Linked DNA regions of Mus musculus: region 2 is linked to region 1. Evidence: chromatin loops called from intact Hi-C (ENCODE). Cell type or tissue: left cerebral cortex. All regions are shown on one strand. Each heading gives the region's core, and the rest is flanking DNA. Links, peaks and the distances in the headings are about the cores only. Region 1 overlaps Hipk1 (homeodomain interacting protein kinase 1). Region 2 overlaps Ptpn22 (protein tyrosine phosphatase, non-receptor type 22 (lymphoid)).

The links. Peaks named below come from ENCODE experiments on the same cell type or tissue, not always from the same donor. Only the 100,000 strongest peaks of a DNase experiment are listed, where the experiment ranks them.
Region 2: it touches region 1 in a loop (3-fold over the local background); 5 of 42 quality-filtered maps call a loop at or near these places.

The regions. Positions count from the first base shown.
Region 1 is chr3:103,749,316-103,757,659 of GRCm38, forward strand. It overlaps Hipk1 (homeodomain interacting protein kinase 1), which reads right to left. Exons shown (of 16, transcript NM_010432.2): 9 at 4,886-5,007; 10 at 4,065-4,199; 11 at 1,461-1,603; 12 at 888-1,070; 13 at 1-170. Among named protein-coding and RNA genes, the nearest start is that of Olfml3, 15 kb to the left of the region's middle. In left cerebral cortex, for the core only: a CTCF peak has its summit at 3,899 (motif pointing right); a DNase peak (open chromatin) is centred at 2,468.
Region 2 is chr3:103,876,551-103,884,894 of GRCm38, forward strand. It overlaps Ptpn22 (protein tyrosine phosphatase, non-receptor type 22 (lymphoid)), which reads left to right. Exons shown (of 21, transcript NM_008979.2): 8 at 45-187; 9 at 755-821; 10 at 3,028-3,105; 11 at 5,500-5,586. Among named protein-coding and RNA genes, the nearest start is that of Ptpn22, 20 kb to the left of the region's middle. In left cerebral cortex, for the core only: no CTCF peak of the experiment used is centred there; a DNase peak (open chromatin) is centred at 4,121.

The DNA.
Region 1 (8,344 bases), core at 86-8,085:
TGTCACTACGGATAGTGATGACACTCACAGGAGGGCTGGGGGTATCTGGAATGATGATTGGCTGATGCTGGTCTTGGACAGGAACTAGGGAATTATAAGAAGATGTGGTACGAAGAGGACTACTCCCAACCAGAGAATAAACTTGAGAAGGCAGGACTTCCAGAGAGGATCTGTGGGAAAGTTCACAAGTTAAGACTAGCAGGCCTTGGCCCACCATTCCGACTGCACATCCCTTCCTCTGACTTTCTAATTGCTTTCTGGTTCTTCTTTACCTAATCAATAATACATTTAACTATAAAAGTTCTAATAAAAAACCTAATGATTCTGGCTACTATTCCAATAAGAACATATTTCCAAAGATAAAAATTTGTATGTTTATGCACCTCTGTCCCCAGGTTACGTTTTACTCTATAAAAAGTAGGAAGGAAAATGAAAACATTTCTAGCCAGAAGGCTCAGTGCTTCCCACCCTAACCTGATAGCCTGAGTTCAATCCCAGGGACTAATATGGTAGGAGAGAACTGACTCTTGGACATTGCCCTCTGACCTACATATATCTGCCAAGGCATATTCACCACACACACACACATACACACACACACACACACACACACACACACACAACCACACAAAAATCACTCACTTTACTTCACATCACACAAATAGTAAATACAACAAAAATTAAAACATTATAAAAGTGGCCTGGACCTAAAGTGACAGGAGACACAAAAGATGATTATATCGAGAACACGCGGCCCAAATGAAAAGATCAGCTCATGCTCAACTTGGCAGGTACTTGCTACTTCATACTAAAATACCTATACTATGACAACCAATGCCAGACCACGTAACTCTCCATGTTAAGCGCAGGACCTAACATAGACTTACTTGGATGAAACTGGAGCAGACTGCTTATTCTTCTTTGAAGGGAGGGAACTAGACTGTTGTTGTCTGACAACATGGGCAACACCAACATTCAGAGGCTGAGCAGTGGCCAAGGTCACATGGTTGGTCAGCAAAGATGGCTGCTGCATAATAGTGCTGTACTGGTTGCCATGAGAGTGGGCATTCCTGTACCAACATAAAGAAACAGAAGAGTGACTCCCTGAACCACTAACATGCTGGACCAAATGGGTATTAAAGCCATTTAACCACCGCTATGTTTTACTTTTTACAGTCAGGCGCTGGGATTGTAAGGCTTTAAGATCTCACTGTGTCCTTTCCAATCAGGTAAGGCCTGTTTACATATGAAGTTCATGATTCCTGATCACAGAACCTTATATTTCAAAAATATCTGCTATTTTTCTTATGACTCTTTTTCTAGAATGATGATTCATTTTCTCAAAGGCCTTCAAACATAATAAATTTCCTTTCTTCCTAGCCTCTTCATACCAAGTACTCCTCCTTTCTAGGCTCCCACCACTCATGTGCAGAGGGAGAGGGCGGGTAGCTTGTGCTTGCCTCCAGTCAGCTAGCTGTTGGCTGCTCCCCATGGCCTCTGGAATCACTGCAGCAGGCTGGACAGAGTTGTGCAGAGCTACCCCGGGCAGCTGCTGCCAGGCTGAAGGCAGGAGAATTTGTTGGGTTCCTCCAGGCCAGGCTTGCTGCAAGGAAACACATAAAAGATCCAGACTTGACTCATTCGTAGCTTTTTATTTTGTTTTTCAGATGAAAGAAAAAGTTGTATCTTAAAAAAAAAATGTTTGTAGATTGTTAACTTGCAGAGATTAAAAAAGAGAGAGAGGCAATGCAGAGGGCTTACTGGTGGCTGCCAGAGCAGTGAAAGGGAAAGGGGCTGCTGGCATGCTTTGGCGACCAGCAGAACCTGACCCGCAAGCAGGGTACTAAGAAACAAAGGTCCCTGCAGGTATGGGTCTCTGTGCTGTCAAGAAAAGGAACCTGGAGGCTCAAGGAAACCCTAGTGAAATAATATTCTTTTCACAAAAGCCAATGAAGACTGGCTTAGAAAACAGAAATTCTAAAATTTGAATGCCAATCAGGTAAGACAACAGATCAATTCAACCAATAAAATATAGCAGACATGGATGACCAAATACTAAATGCTTTGGTAAATAAGCTGATATCAGCAAAAGACAGCTAAAAACATTACTTTTAGCTATATGATAGAATTAAAAATTAAGTCAATGAACAAAAATTTTTCTAAATAATTTTTAAAGCACCACATTGTTTTTAAAGGTTGCTCAAAACATATGTTTTATGTATCATTAGTAGAATTTTAACACCAAACTAATCACTATAGGAAAATAGAGTACTTCTAGTTTTTAAGAGACAATGATGGTGCTTAGGATAGACTGAGTAAAAAATTCATTTTCTGTACTTCATATAGAAACTGGCACTTTCTGAAAACACATATAACAGCAAGTTTCCTTTTTAAATCTGAGTTCCGTGGTGCAATTCACCTACTAGGGTACCATATGGCTCTGTTTCATGAATTTCAAATTGCAAGCCCATCAAAACAGTTTCAAAAATATTTCTGCAAGTAACAGATCCACTTGTTACAAATACTGGTTCCAAACAAGAAGCCTTCTGAGCAGAGAAACTGCAAACACGTCTGCTACCATAGGCAGAATTTAAAACAAAACAGAACAGAACAGAAAATAAGAGATGTTAAGTCACACCATGCGTCTTTCCATAAGCCAACACCTGCGCAAGACAAAGCGTGTAGTTTAATACAGAGCAAGAAATAACATTCCAATGGGAGGCAGAAATCTGGCGTTCCAAGCGACGAACTGTTTTGACAGAGGAAGAACAAAAATATGCAAAGCTTAACAAATGGCTAGAGCAAACTTAAGAAGAGCAGCAAAGGTGAAAGGTCAACTGACATTTCCAATCTCAAAACTATTATAAGTGAGCAAATTAAAAGGTGGGCTGGAATTGTGTCTGACTCCCTGGCACTCAGGTTTGATGCTTATGAGAAACAACCCACAGGTGACACAACTGCAAACCAAACAAGCTCCATGCAAGTATGTTTCAGAAAGCGTTTCCATTCATGAACACTTGAGAGGTAACAGAAATTTAAATCCACTGCGAAAGATAAATACCAGGAGATTCAAAAGTATCATTTAGGTTTGCAGGGGCTTACCTAATTTTAAATGTCAAATAATGAAATGCTGGATTTGAGATAATTCTAATTCACCAAAATAAACCAAAACAAAACACAGCCTAAATCACTCTGGAGGTTACAAATCCTAGAATACACTGCAAAGCCAGCTGTCTTGTTTCCATCTCTGAGCTGGACACACCCACCACTCAGCTATCTGAGCTGACTCTCTCCTTGGGACTTCTAAACAAAGATACTGTGCTTGCAAGTTTGTCAGCCATATTTCCATCTTTGTACTGCAATTTATTTGTAACATAATTTGTCAGAACAATCCCTACAAATAGGTCCACTTTTAATTTCTGATGAGCAGAATGCTCTAAGTGTATTTAATGGGAACACCCTTACATGGAAGATGAAAGGTGCCACTGATCATGAATGGCAAAAGCACTATCTTCAGACAGTCACAGAAGGAAGTTCACGGGATGAGAAAGCCATACGTTAAGGCCATTTTAAACATTTCCATACACACGAAAGTATTAGGAGATTACAATAACAAAAAGGAGCAGCTAGCTTGACAGGGAGTTCAAGTTTTGGCATCTGGATTCCTGTGGCAGGGCCACATGGAAGGCTGTTCATTTGCTCCCATCTCATAAGACCAGGGTAAGAGAGGGTAGAAAACAGGTGGAGTGCTGAAGCTTGCCTGCGGCTACACAGAGAGCTTTAACCACACCAGGCTTGCAAAGAAGAACCTCACAGATCCTCAGAGTCAAACAGTGCTTCAGCAAATGTTGGGGAGGAAACAATGAGACATTAAAGATGTAGCAAGGACACAGCCACAAGATGGCACATGCTTCCATGCCCTCTGCAAAGACTAAGCTAGGTTTTTTGGTTTTGTTTTTTGAATGAGAAAACCAGAAGAACAGAACAAAAACAAACAGGAAAAAATAAAAAAAGAAAGAAACCAAAGAAACTCCGTTAGTAACACAATCAAGTGAGGGAATTACCAGTACAGCAGCAGTCTGTTCAACCAGCGCCGGCCGGCCTGCTGCGCAGCTCAGGGTAAAGGGCACCGCATACTGCGGCGTGATGGTGGCTACTTGAGGGTGGAGAGTTGCTACCATTAGTGGTGTACAGCTTCCCTGAAATGTAGATCAGGCAGGTGAGTGAATGAACACCGAGGCAGGTTATCTGGGTTCAGACGGGTTTGCATCCCCCCAAGTTATAACTGACAATGAGCTAATTTCCTACCACCTAAACGCACATGCCAAACACAACCTTTCCTTTTCAGCCGTGAGTGGCTTTAGCCCACTACGCCAAAAGTCAATGATATCAGGTAAAAAGAGATATAGGAATCTTAGGTATAAGCTATAGGTCTAGGTCTTGAACCAGATTCAGAACATCCTATAGAACACAGGCATTTCACTTATGAAGAAATCTTCCTTCTACTCACAAAATAAGTTTTTGGATTTCAGAATTTCTGGTTTGTTGTGGAGCACAAACATTTACACATGGAATTCAAAGTGTAATGTTGTATACTATACACATCCTTCATGATTTTGTCTATGACCTCAGTTTCTCGATCATCTGGAAAACTCTGTACTCTCATGACATTTCTCAATGTACAGAGCGCCATCTCTACAAGTCTAAAGAGACAATGGGAGAGTTGTAAAGGACAGGAATAAATATTCTGCTTTCTTAGAGATATTTCATTTTAAGACGTCTGAATCATGAGCAAGAAAGATCTTATAGTCAAAGCAAATACCACTTTTTTTTTTTTTTTCAGGACAAAATATTTGTTTCTCAATAGTGCTGCTCCGGCTTTTACCTGTGTGAGTACTCCTGACTGGATCTGCAGCGGCTGAGCAGCAGGCGCCTGGGGTACAATTGGCACAGCATTATCCATCCTCACAGGGAATCCAGAATGCTTTGTTGTTGCTTGTAGTCCAGCTGGTGAAGAAAACATGACAGTGAAACGTCTCTGCTGGGTCTGAACAGATGCTGGGTCATTACTGTGTGTTTTCTTCACTGCTCAGGTTTAATTCTAGACAGTTAAGACAAAGCCTTTCCACTCACAAAAGATACCACAGTTAAGAAAAGGAGGCTATTCCCTTCAAGTTAAATTAGTGGAAGGCATTTAATGCAGGGAAGGCTGGCTTAAGGGAATATAAACTCTTACTGTTAAAATACTTATTTCATCCCCATTATCAGTACAAGCAAAAGCCAGACAACCTCCACTCTTAAGTCACATTTACCTTGCAGTTCACTAGGGGAATGGGTGAGGAAGAGCGAGCTTTCACAGTGAAATCTATCAAGAACAGAGAACTGAGCATCACTCGAATACCAGCGCTGTCTTACTTATCTCACCTGATTGTGCTTCTAGCATAAACAACACTTCCTGTAAATGGCATTGTCTTGCTCTGGGGGAAAGGGCCCCACACAGTTCATCTGGTCAAGTCTATAGAGCCCAGGAAGATTTCTATGTTCCTACCCTCCTGCCAGCCCTCTCACCAGACTTCACATTTCTGTCCAGCCTCCCTCCTGTCTGCTAATGCCTGCAATTCTGCTAAGTGAAGACACGGCATGTTAATTAGAAGACTCCTAAGCTATGGGCAATCCTACTCCCGTTCTGTCTCTTCCCTCACTCTAGCAGAGCCCCAACTGGTACGACTCTGCGATCTTCCTGTTTTGGTCTTCCAAATGCTGAGACTACAGGTGTGTGCCACTCTTCCTGGCCTACTCTGAGCATTCCTATAGAGTGCCACATGAGCGTAATACTGCTATTTCCAGTCAGTCCTTCAATTTTCTGTTAGTACTTTATGATTAAAAAAAAAAATGTATTCTAGACAAGTTCAAAAACGGAATAGTAAAATCTGATTTAAAACTTTTGGAGATAATTAAAATTTAAAGATATTAAATTTGAAGATACTAAAATGTAAAAGTTGTCAGCCATGCAGCCTGTGGCACTATTATCCAATAGGAAAGCTAACCCATTCAAAACTCTTGTCTACAGTCTTTGGACAATGACTGACTCTGGGACGGTATTGTATATTAGCTTCCCAAAACTTATAGGCACTTATGAAGCAGACACTGGGAGGAGGAATGCTCACTGTAGTAGCTTATCTATGGCTCCCAGAGTGGTAAAATAAACGGGGACAGGATTACAGACTAGCTACAACCGAGCACATGGATACCACACTGCTCAGCTGGAGAAGTGTGGAAAGGAATTTGCAGAAATGACCTATGAATGCCAGACTGCTGCATTTGCTCAGCAGTGTGGCTAAGTTACAACTAGCTGCTTCTTTCTACCACAAATAAAAACAAGACTACCAAAGGGCATTCATTTGTCCTGGAATCCTGACCTAAGAGAACAGGAGTTATTTTTGTTTTATTTTTCTGAATTTAGTACTTTAAATATAGAGAACTACAGAAATGTGAAAAGAAGGTAAACACTGCCTGATACTCTTAAGTGAAGCCATTTTGTAAAAGAATATAGAAGAGCGAATACTCTGAAGTCACGGACTGTTGGACAAAATCAGCTCATGGCTGAGGTTGGTGGGTAACCAGCAACTTTATACAACTAATCCTAAAAGGCAGTATGGAGTATTTCAATACATACGTGACGATAACCCCATTGCCTAGGTTCTAATGGTTCAACCATAAATTACTATATTACTTTTGGCCTTTTGGCATAAGCAGGTTTTGTCATTTATAAAATGGGTTGACATGACCCACCTCCTAGAGCCATACATAAGGATAAACTGATACCTGTAAAGGACTGTCTGGCACATATGATAATGGACTTCAGGTATCATCATTACCACTTTATTATAAACCCCTTCTCATCCAAACACTTTAAATCTGTTCTATAGGCGCTCAGGTTATCTAGACTTCTTAAACTGGAAGATCCACGCCCCCCCCCTCAACTCCCAAGCTTACATTTATCAAATTATACCAAAGTGAGTTCTCCCACATTTCCCGTACTGTCTCAGTTTACATTTTGTTCTGTAAAGAACTCAAAAGTTCTTTTATTATTTTATCTCAGTATCATCTGAGAATCGGCAGAGAATCTCGGACTCTTACATTTGAAAATTGTTCCCACAGAACTTACTTTAGAAAGGGTGAGAAGAGGGATAGCTAATTTGCTACAGTCTATAGATGATCAGTTTGTGACAACCCAAAATATAGAATCTACTCCTATGAGGTATATATAGAAAATAATTTGGTAAATTAGGCTAAATTTGCATTTACGGATTGTGAATCTGCTCCTGCGCTCCCCCTGTGGTCTCTCCCTGGCTTACACCGCTACCGCTCTCCTGGCCTCCCGGGGAGCTCTCAGTTTCCCCCAGACCCTCATTTCCTTCCGCTTGCTCCGACTCTGTCAGAAACCAAACAAACAAAAGTCACAATCAATAAGTAACTTAAGTAAAAAGATAAAAAGGCTACCTGCTTCTATATAAAATGCTCTGAGAAGCCTGGATCCTGGTTTATTCCCACATTGACACCAAGCTTCTCTTTCTCTTTTTTCAAAATTAAGGGTTTCAAGTTTGTCTACAGAGCAGTGGGTTTCATCATAGCACCCTCAGTCATGCCATGACACTTGGTCTCATTCATTCCCTTTCCTAGTGTCCTGCTCCTCCGGACTCCCGGCAGGCAGTTCTCTTCCCTCTCCCAGTTAGTCCCTGTGATGGATTGTATATGCTCAGCCCAGGGAGTGGCACTATTTGAAGGTGTGACCCTGTAGGTGTAGGTGTGTCACTGTGGGTGTGGGCTATCAGACCCACTTCCTAGCTGCCTGGAATTCAGTCTTCTCTTAGAGGACAGCAGATAAGATATATAACTCTCAGCTCTGCCTGTGTCATGCCTGCCTGGACACTGCCATGTTTACACCTTGATGATATTCCACAATTAAATGTTGATCTTACAAGGACTGCCTTGGTCATGGTGTCTGCTCACAGCAGTAAGGACTAAGAGTCCCTCCTCTGCTTTCCAATTACAAGTTCTCCATTAGCCCATTTCCACCTTCCTTAAGATCTCTTCCCCCGCTGGGCAGTGGTGGTGCATGCCTTTAATCCCAGCACTTGGGAGGCAGAGGCAGAGGCAGGCAGATTTCTAAGTTTAAGGTCTAGAGTGAATTCCAGGACAGTCAGGGCTACACAGAGAAACCTTGCCTCAAAAAACAAACAAACAAATCTCTTCTTCCCCTACCACAATCCCCCTTCTGATTTTATCTCACACACACACACACATACTCACTCACTCACTCACTCATGCACTGTCACAGAAT
Region 2 (8,344 bases), core at 229-8,228, 130 kb after region 1:
TGGGATCCTCAAATTCTTCTCTTATTCTGTTTTTTTTTTAATAGGAAACTCGAATTATTTACCAGTTTCATTATAAGAATTGGCCAGACCATGATGTGCCTTCATCTATAGACCCTATTCTTCAGCTCATCTGGGATATGCGTTGTTACCAAGAAGATGACTGTGTTCCTATATGCATTCACTGCAGGTAAGATGCTGTGGCTGAACCTTCTACAGGGAACAAGAACAACAACAACAGCCACAACAACAGAAACAAATGAGGGTCTGGCTAGGATGTAATTCAGAGAGAAAGTCGGTAGTTGGAACAATCTATTATAAATCCAACTGGTACATTAAACTAATATCTTTCATTATTATTGTGTGTTTATATGCACATATGTGCACCCATGTGTATGAGTCACAACTTACATGTGGAGACACAGACAAACTTTGGGGAGATCGTTTCCTTCCACCGTGTGGGCTCTGGGGTTTGAACTTGGATCTTTAGGTGAATACATCAAGAGTTATTACTCACTGAGACATTTGCTGGACCTAAACTTTCTCTTAAGTTACTTATGAGCATTGGTTCTGGGAATTCTTGTGAAAAGCTGCCAAGACGTGTCTGAGGTCCACTGTGGCATGACAAAACATGTTCTGGGACATGGTGGGATTTGAAGGTTCATTTTCTCCCTCCTCAAATCTGCTATGGAATTTCCCAGCCATTGTCCGTTATCTCTGCCAGCAAGTGCCCATGCTATGTGATCTTCCGTTTCAGTGCCGGCTGCGGAAGGACAGGTGTCATTTGTGCTGTTGATTATACATGGATGCTGCTGAAAGATGGGGTGAGTTTCCCAGCAAACACTTCCTGTTTTCTTACTGCATGCATCTGGGCTGCAGAAGTTCCACTTTTCAGAGCATCTTCACCACTCATCTTTTCGTATGAAGTGGGTCACTTGTAAATCTCCTCTGTCATATAATTGAATTAGGTCCTCAGTTGGTGCTTCCTAAAGTGTGGTTCCAGGGGGGAGGCATATAGCTCAATATTAGTGTACTTGCCTTGTGGCAGAAGGCCACATGTTTGATCCACACATGACAAAGTGTGATTCTCTAGGGCCAAGGTTATCTGAGAATGTGTTAGAAATATAAATAAAAATTCTGGCCTACCGATGAATCTAGAAAGTTTAGGGGTTGTGAGCCAGCGAGCCCTCTGGGTGACTCTGGGAAATGCTAACATTTGAGAACTATTGCCATGAATTGCGTGTTTCCCCTTCCTTTATCCAAATTGCTCTAGCAGATGGATTTAACTTACCAAAATCAAGTTTGTGCTATTGTCTTGAAATCAGTGTGTGTGTGCGCATGTGTGTGTGTGTGTGTTTGCACTGCTGTGTGCATGTATGTGTGTGTAGGGTGGATATGTATATATCAGTGGGTGTGCACGTGGAGGACAGAGATCCATACTGGGGTCTCCCTCAATTGTCTTCCATTTTATTTTTTGAGACAGGGACTCTACTGAATCTTGATTCAGATAGGCTAGCTGGCCAGCGAGCTCCAGGGTTGCACTTGTCTCTCTAAGTACTGGGGTTTCAGACATTCAGACTTGTCTGGCTTTTATGTAAGTGCTGGGGCTCTGAACTCAGGTCTTCGTGCTTGCATAGCAGGCCCTTTACCAACTGAGTCATCTCCCTAACGCTCGCGTTCTCTCTCTCTTCCTCTCTCTTCCCCCCCCCTCTCTCTCTATACACACACACACACACACATATATATATATATATATATATATATATATATATATATATATCATCTCCTACCTCTGCCTCCCAAGTGCTGTGATTAAAGGCACAACACATTTTTATGTGTCTAGATATTTTATGTGCCTGTATGTCTATATGACTCTTGTGTGCTTAGTGCCTACAGAGGCCAGCAGAGGACATCAGATCCCTTGGAACTATAGTTATAGACAGGCTGCCAAGTGAGTGTTAGAAATGGAACCTGGGTTCTCTGGACCTGCCAGTGCTCTCCCGTCCCTAGAAATCAGTTTTTAATATCTGTTAGGAAATGAGAAGTTTAAAATATGGGCTTTAGATTTTCTAAATTATTTTATTTTATAAAACCTCAGATGACTTATCTATTGAGTCTTATCTTTGTGGTATAGACAGTTGATCACCCTGTGTAAAATCGTTCTGAATTACACCAATCAGCCTTTTCTAGAGACAATACCAGCTTCTAAATCAGTAGTTCTCAGCCTGTGCCAGGTCAGGACCTCTGAGGGGGGCGAGTGTCTTATGACCCTTTCACAGGGATCACTTAAAACCTAAGAAAACCAGATATTATAATTTATAATAGAAAAATTACAGTAGTTATGAAGTAGCAACTTTGTGGTTGGGGGTCACCACACATGAGGAACTGTATTAAAGGGTCAGGAAGGTTGAGAACCACTGCTCCGAATCATGGCAAAAATGATAAATAACTGTATTGGTTTTCAAAATGCATTCTTAACCTCTGAGCCATAGCTCAGCTCCAAGGGCACTTGTTGCCCTTGCAGACATTGGTTCCCAGCACCCTCATATCAGTTTACAATCATCAATAACTCTGGGTACAAGGGATCTAATGCCCTCTTCTACCCTTTGTGGGTACCAGGCACTAAAGTCGTGCATATATATGCAAACATTCATACACATAAAATAAAACACATTTTGAAGTGCATTCTTGGGGCTAGGAATATAGTTCAGTTGATAAAATGGTTAGATAACAATTTACCACGTTTGATCTGTCTATGTAAATCTGGAAAATGCGAATGGTGATGCCTGTAATCCTAGCACTTGGTAGGTGGAGCAAATTGAAAGTCATCCAAGTTTAACGCTAGCTTGGTCTATGTGAACTGCTGTCAGAAAGAAAGACATACATGGAGGGAAGGAGAGAGGGGGACACATTTTTTCTTGGTGTTATTCTATATGAGAAGAGTGGGTATCCTAGGAGCACAAGACTAGGAGAAAGCGGCATGATTTGTTAGCAAAAAGATAAAAAAATTTTTTCTCTTTGGTTTGACAGATAATTCCTAAGAACTTCAGTGTTTTTAATTTGATTCAGGAGATGCGAACACAGAGGCCTTCGCTAGTTCAAACTCAGGTACGGACTGTGGTGAGTGGATGACAATGAGTGTCTGAGCCTTGCTGGGTGTCTGTGTTTATGGTGGGACCTTCGAAAGCCGCAGAGTACACGTGAGCAAGGCCACTCTACTGTGCATTTTTCTCTGAGTATCCCAGTGTTTCCTGTAGCCCTTGGCCTGGGTCAGATTATTTTCATTCCTCACAGTTTACCATCTATAATACTTTTTCTTGCTTACAAAGGAAATTGAACAACAACAAAAAAAATCCAATGAATTTGACTCATTAAAAAGAACTAGCTAATATCGTAAGGTAACTGGAAAATTTGTAGTTACAAATCCTTCTCTGAAGCCAGAGAAAATCAGGGATCCGTCATTTCTACTTCAAGAGGTGATTTAATTTCTGTTAGGAAGCAATGAAAACTGAAGTCAGGACAAGCATATGCCTCATATGGAGGTCACTACTGCTACCATTTCCCTGCAGTTCCCTTGTCTACAGGCACGCTCTAAAACCAGAACTACAACGAGCCGGCATTATGTCATACCACTTTGAACCCACCCTAGATTGACCACGCAGGTTGACTGCACTAGGAATATTCTTCCTTTTTCTTCTAAGCCCAAATCTCTCATTGGCTATAGTCTTAGTTTCATACATATTTATACATCAGTAATTTCCCTCAAATGTATACATTTATACATCTTTAAGATGGAACTTAATTTAGTCACTCGTTCACTCAGTCTTTCATTGATATTTATTATGTGCAAGGCATTTTGTGTATTTTTTTCTAGGAGTTATACTAAGTAGGGAGATCCTGAAGTGCTTCAAGTCCCTTATAAAGGAATTTGCATATAACTTTAGAGATAAAGCAGTTCACAGTGGCAGTTTAGATGTTTTAATGTTCAAGTTGTGAATGAAGGGGAAACTGAAGAGCTGTTAATACAAAAGCATCTGTTTGGCCCACACAGGTTTTCCATGAATAGGTTATGGAAAAAATAATTTTTCATATGCTGTCTGTAGGTGTTTTCTATATTCAACCTATGAGGGGAAAGTTTATGTGAAGTGGAAGCCTTAGCTGGCTTGGAAGGAAGGCAGAGTTTATAAATACACAGACACGGCAATAAGCACCCAGCCTTGTTATAGGACTTCAACATTAAATTTACAGGCAATACTCCGTTTCAGAAAATCCCATCTCTCTCTGGCCTAGTTTTAGGAATTCAAAAGTAACTGGAGAAACTTTCATATCTAGCATTGTTAATGACTAGTTAAACGAACCTAATGGTTGTAGCTGATTATTCCAACACTGCAAAATGGCAGTCTAGCCAGATGGTGCTTCCTGTTTGAGTCCCATTCTCATTCATAGACTTTGTCTCTGTTTCTCTCTGTCTCTCTCTGTCTCCCCCTCTCTTTCTCTCTCTGACGAGGTCTGACTTTCGTACCCCCATCTGGCTTAGAATTCACCACTGAGGACTAGGCTGGCCTTGAAGTTGCAGCAATCCTCCTGCCTTAGCTTCCTGAGTGCTGGAATTCTGGGAGCAAATGACAGTGGTTGGCTACTTTTTCTGTCTTTAAAAAAATAATAATAGCATTCCAACACTCCGCTGGGTGATATAGACGCTGCATTGTTCTCTTGCTAAAAATATCTTTGAAATGTGCTTTATTTAAGTAGGGTTGTAAAGTTTCTGAGGAAGTGCTTTAGGAAAAGGAAAGGCCAAAGTGACGTAAAAAAGCCATAAGCCTTGTAGCACATGGTAAGAGTAGGCGTCCCACTTCTCTGCATTGAATCACTATAGCCGCTCATTTCCAACCTTTATCCAGTGGTTTACCTTTCTTTTGTATCTTTGCTGCTACACAGTTTCAGAAACTTGATCTGAATACACTAAACTAAGTCAGACAATTCTGTTTTTTAAGCCACATGCCAGGAAGTACTTCTGAATGGCCTTGGACAAACTAAATGTAAGCAGGTATAATAGCCTTCCTACTTCATCGAGCAATTGTGAAGGCCAAGTTAGAGAATACATATTGAAGCTATCAATTCATATACTAACCGCTACTTGATAATTTTTTCCTAAATAGAGGTGACTTACAAAAAAATGCACCTAGGATAACATACACAATAAAAAATGCTAGCAAAGAAAACAGAGAGGTTAAAGATAAGTTAAAAAGTAGAGTTCGCATAGGAAAGAAGCATGCCATAAAATCCTTGTGTGTTAGCCACAGTTGATGTAGAATAAGTGTTCCTCATAGCCTAACAGTATGGACACATCCGCCATAGGCCACACACATAAGCCACCGTTCCTGGGTTTAGTGATAGATGGATGTTGTTAGTGATGGATGTTTCCACTTTGAAATAAGCTTCTGTAACTCACCTGATGTTCTGATTTTCTTCATTTGCCTGCTGGCTTGTGATACTCTCCAGGAACAGTACGAACTGGTCTACAGTGCTGTGTTAGAGCTGTTTAAGAGGCACATGGATGTTATCTCTGATAATCACCTTGGAAGAGAGGTAATGTTTAAATTATATGTATATGTGTGTGTATATATGTGTGTGTGTATATATATATATATATTTTTTTTTTTACCCATATGTTTTTGGTTAAAGGCTCTCAGATTATTTGCCAGATTTATGTATAGTCACAGCTGAATTGGAATGTCAGACCCTGCCTCTAAGAACAAAAATCAAAACAAAGCCAATTTTAATATTTTGTGAGTTCAATGCCAGCCTGGTCTACAGAGTGAGTGCCAGGACAGTCAGGGCTACTCAGAAAGACCCTGTCTGTAAAACCAATATATATAGCACATTATGATGTTTTAAGGTATGTATACATGTGGACTGACTAAACCAAGATGATTAACCTATTCATTATTTTATTTACTTATAACTTAAGATCTATATTCTATATAGTTTATTAATACATAATACATCATTATTATCTGTGGTCATTGTATTCTATAGTAAAACTCCTGAATTTAATCCTTTTATCTAGCTGAAATTTCGTGTCTGTTGATCAACACTGTCTCAAAATTTCTGTCTTACTCCCTGATCACTAGCACTCTACTCTGCCTTTGTGTGTTTAGCTTATTTAACGCAGAGCAATGTCCTCCAGGTTCATCTAAGTTGTCAAGAGTAACAAAATATCACTTTTGAATGATACTCTGAATCGAACATAGAGCCTGGGAGTGAGTGCCAGATAACTGCTTTAGCACTGAGATGTATCACAAGCTCTGTTTTTCAACCTCTAAGTTTTGAGACAGGGTTTTGTTAAGTTGTCCAGACTGGCCTTGAACTGAGCCTCCTAAGCTGAAATTATAAGCCTATATTACCATGCTGGGCACTGTGCATGTGTGTGTGTGTGTGTGTGTGTGTGTGTGTGTGTGTGACTGCACCTAGCACTGTGTATGTGTATATGTGTAATAAGTCTGCACTTGTGCATGTGTGCTCACCACTGCAGATACACATAGGGGCTAGAGGTTAACATCAGATGTCTTCCTCAATTGCTTTCCCACCTTATGTTTCTGAGACGAGTGTCTCACTGAAATTACAACTCTTTATTTTTTATTAGACTGGCTAGCCAGCAAGCCCTCTCTCCCCTGGATATATCTACCTGTTCTCATCTTCAGTACTGGGGTTATAGGTCCATCATATTTAGTTTTTATGAGCTTTCTGGGGGTCTAAACACGGGCCCTCTCACAGGCCATTATTTCCTTCTTTTTAAAGGGGGTAATAATATTCCATTGTGACTACATGCCACATTTTCTCTATCTACTCATCTATGGATGGATACCTAGGTTGACTCCATAATTTGTTCAGTGTGAATAATGCCACAATAAACATAAACACACTCCATTAATTTCATCTTCCCTATAATAAACAAATCCTGAAAAATTATATGGTAGTTCTGTTTTTCACTTTTTGAGGGACCACTTTGATTTTTCATAATACCTATACTAGTTCATTCTTCCACCAACTGTATATACATGTGCTGTTTTCCTATATTCTTACTAACATTGAACTGTTGCTTGCCAACAATTATCTATCTGCCTTCCACCTCAGTCCTGGGGATTGAACCCGGGGAGGAACTCTTTAGTTTCCATTATTGATTCAATTGCCTTACTAGTTAATTTCTACTTAGATTTATTATTTGCTCCTTAGCCAGTTTTTATATGGTAAGTATCTCCAAGATCTGAACCATTCTATCTAGGTTATCCAATTTGTTAGTATGTACTATATGTGGTAATTCCATGCAGTTGTTTATAGTATTTTAACAGATCATTAGTAATTTCCACATTGTCATCTTGTGTGTGAAGGAGCATATGTAGATGTGTGAGTGTGTTAATGTGTGTGAGCACATGTAGGCTTGTGAAGGTCAGAGGTCAACTTCAGGTGTCACTCCTCAGTAAGCCATAAACCTTGTTTTGAGACAGAGTCTCTCATTGGGCCTCAGGTTACTGAGTATGCTAGGCTAGCTACCAGGAAGCCCCAGGGGTCCTGTCTCCAGCTCTCTAGTACTGGGATTTCAGGTGTGTTATACCCTGCCAAGTTTGTTTGTTTATTATTTGCCTATTCTGGGAATTGAGCTTAAGTGCTTACCAAAATACTACTTATCCAGTTCCTACATTTTTACCTTTGATTTATAATTTGAATTTTTTTCCCTTAGTGTAGCTAAAGTCTAATCAGTTTTGTTCACCTTATCCATTTTTCCTTTTCTCTACTTCATTTGTCTCTGCTTTATTTATTTATTTGGTTTTTTTCAAGACAGGGTTTCTCTGTGTAGCCCTGGCTGTCCTGGAACTCACTGTGTAGCCCAGGCTGGCCTCCAACTCAGAAATTTACCTGCCTCTGCCTCCCAAGTGCTGGGATCAAAGGTGTGCACCACCACTGCCCAGCTCTTATCTCTGCTTTAATCATTAATATTTTCTGGTTGTTGCTAAGTTTGAGATTGATTTTAGTCCACCCCCCTCCACCCTGCACCTAGTTCCTTAAAATGTAAAGTTATGCTGTTCATTTGGGATCTTTCTTTATAAAATAAATATGTCATTTAGTTTATATCAACTCATGCAAGCTAAATAAACATTGATTTATACTTAACACTACATTTTATTAATTCTTTAAGAATGTATTAAAAATGTTTTGATCATTTTACCCTGACTTTTCTCCCTAATTCTTCCCAGAACTACTGCCCATCTCTCTACCCCTTCCTAACTTCATGTCCTATTCTTTAAAAAGCAACCCACCAACTCTAGTTTGTGCTGCTAATATACTT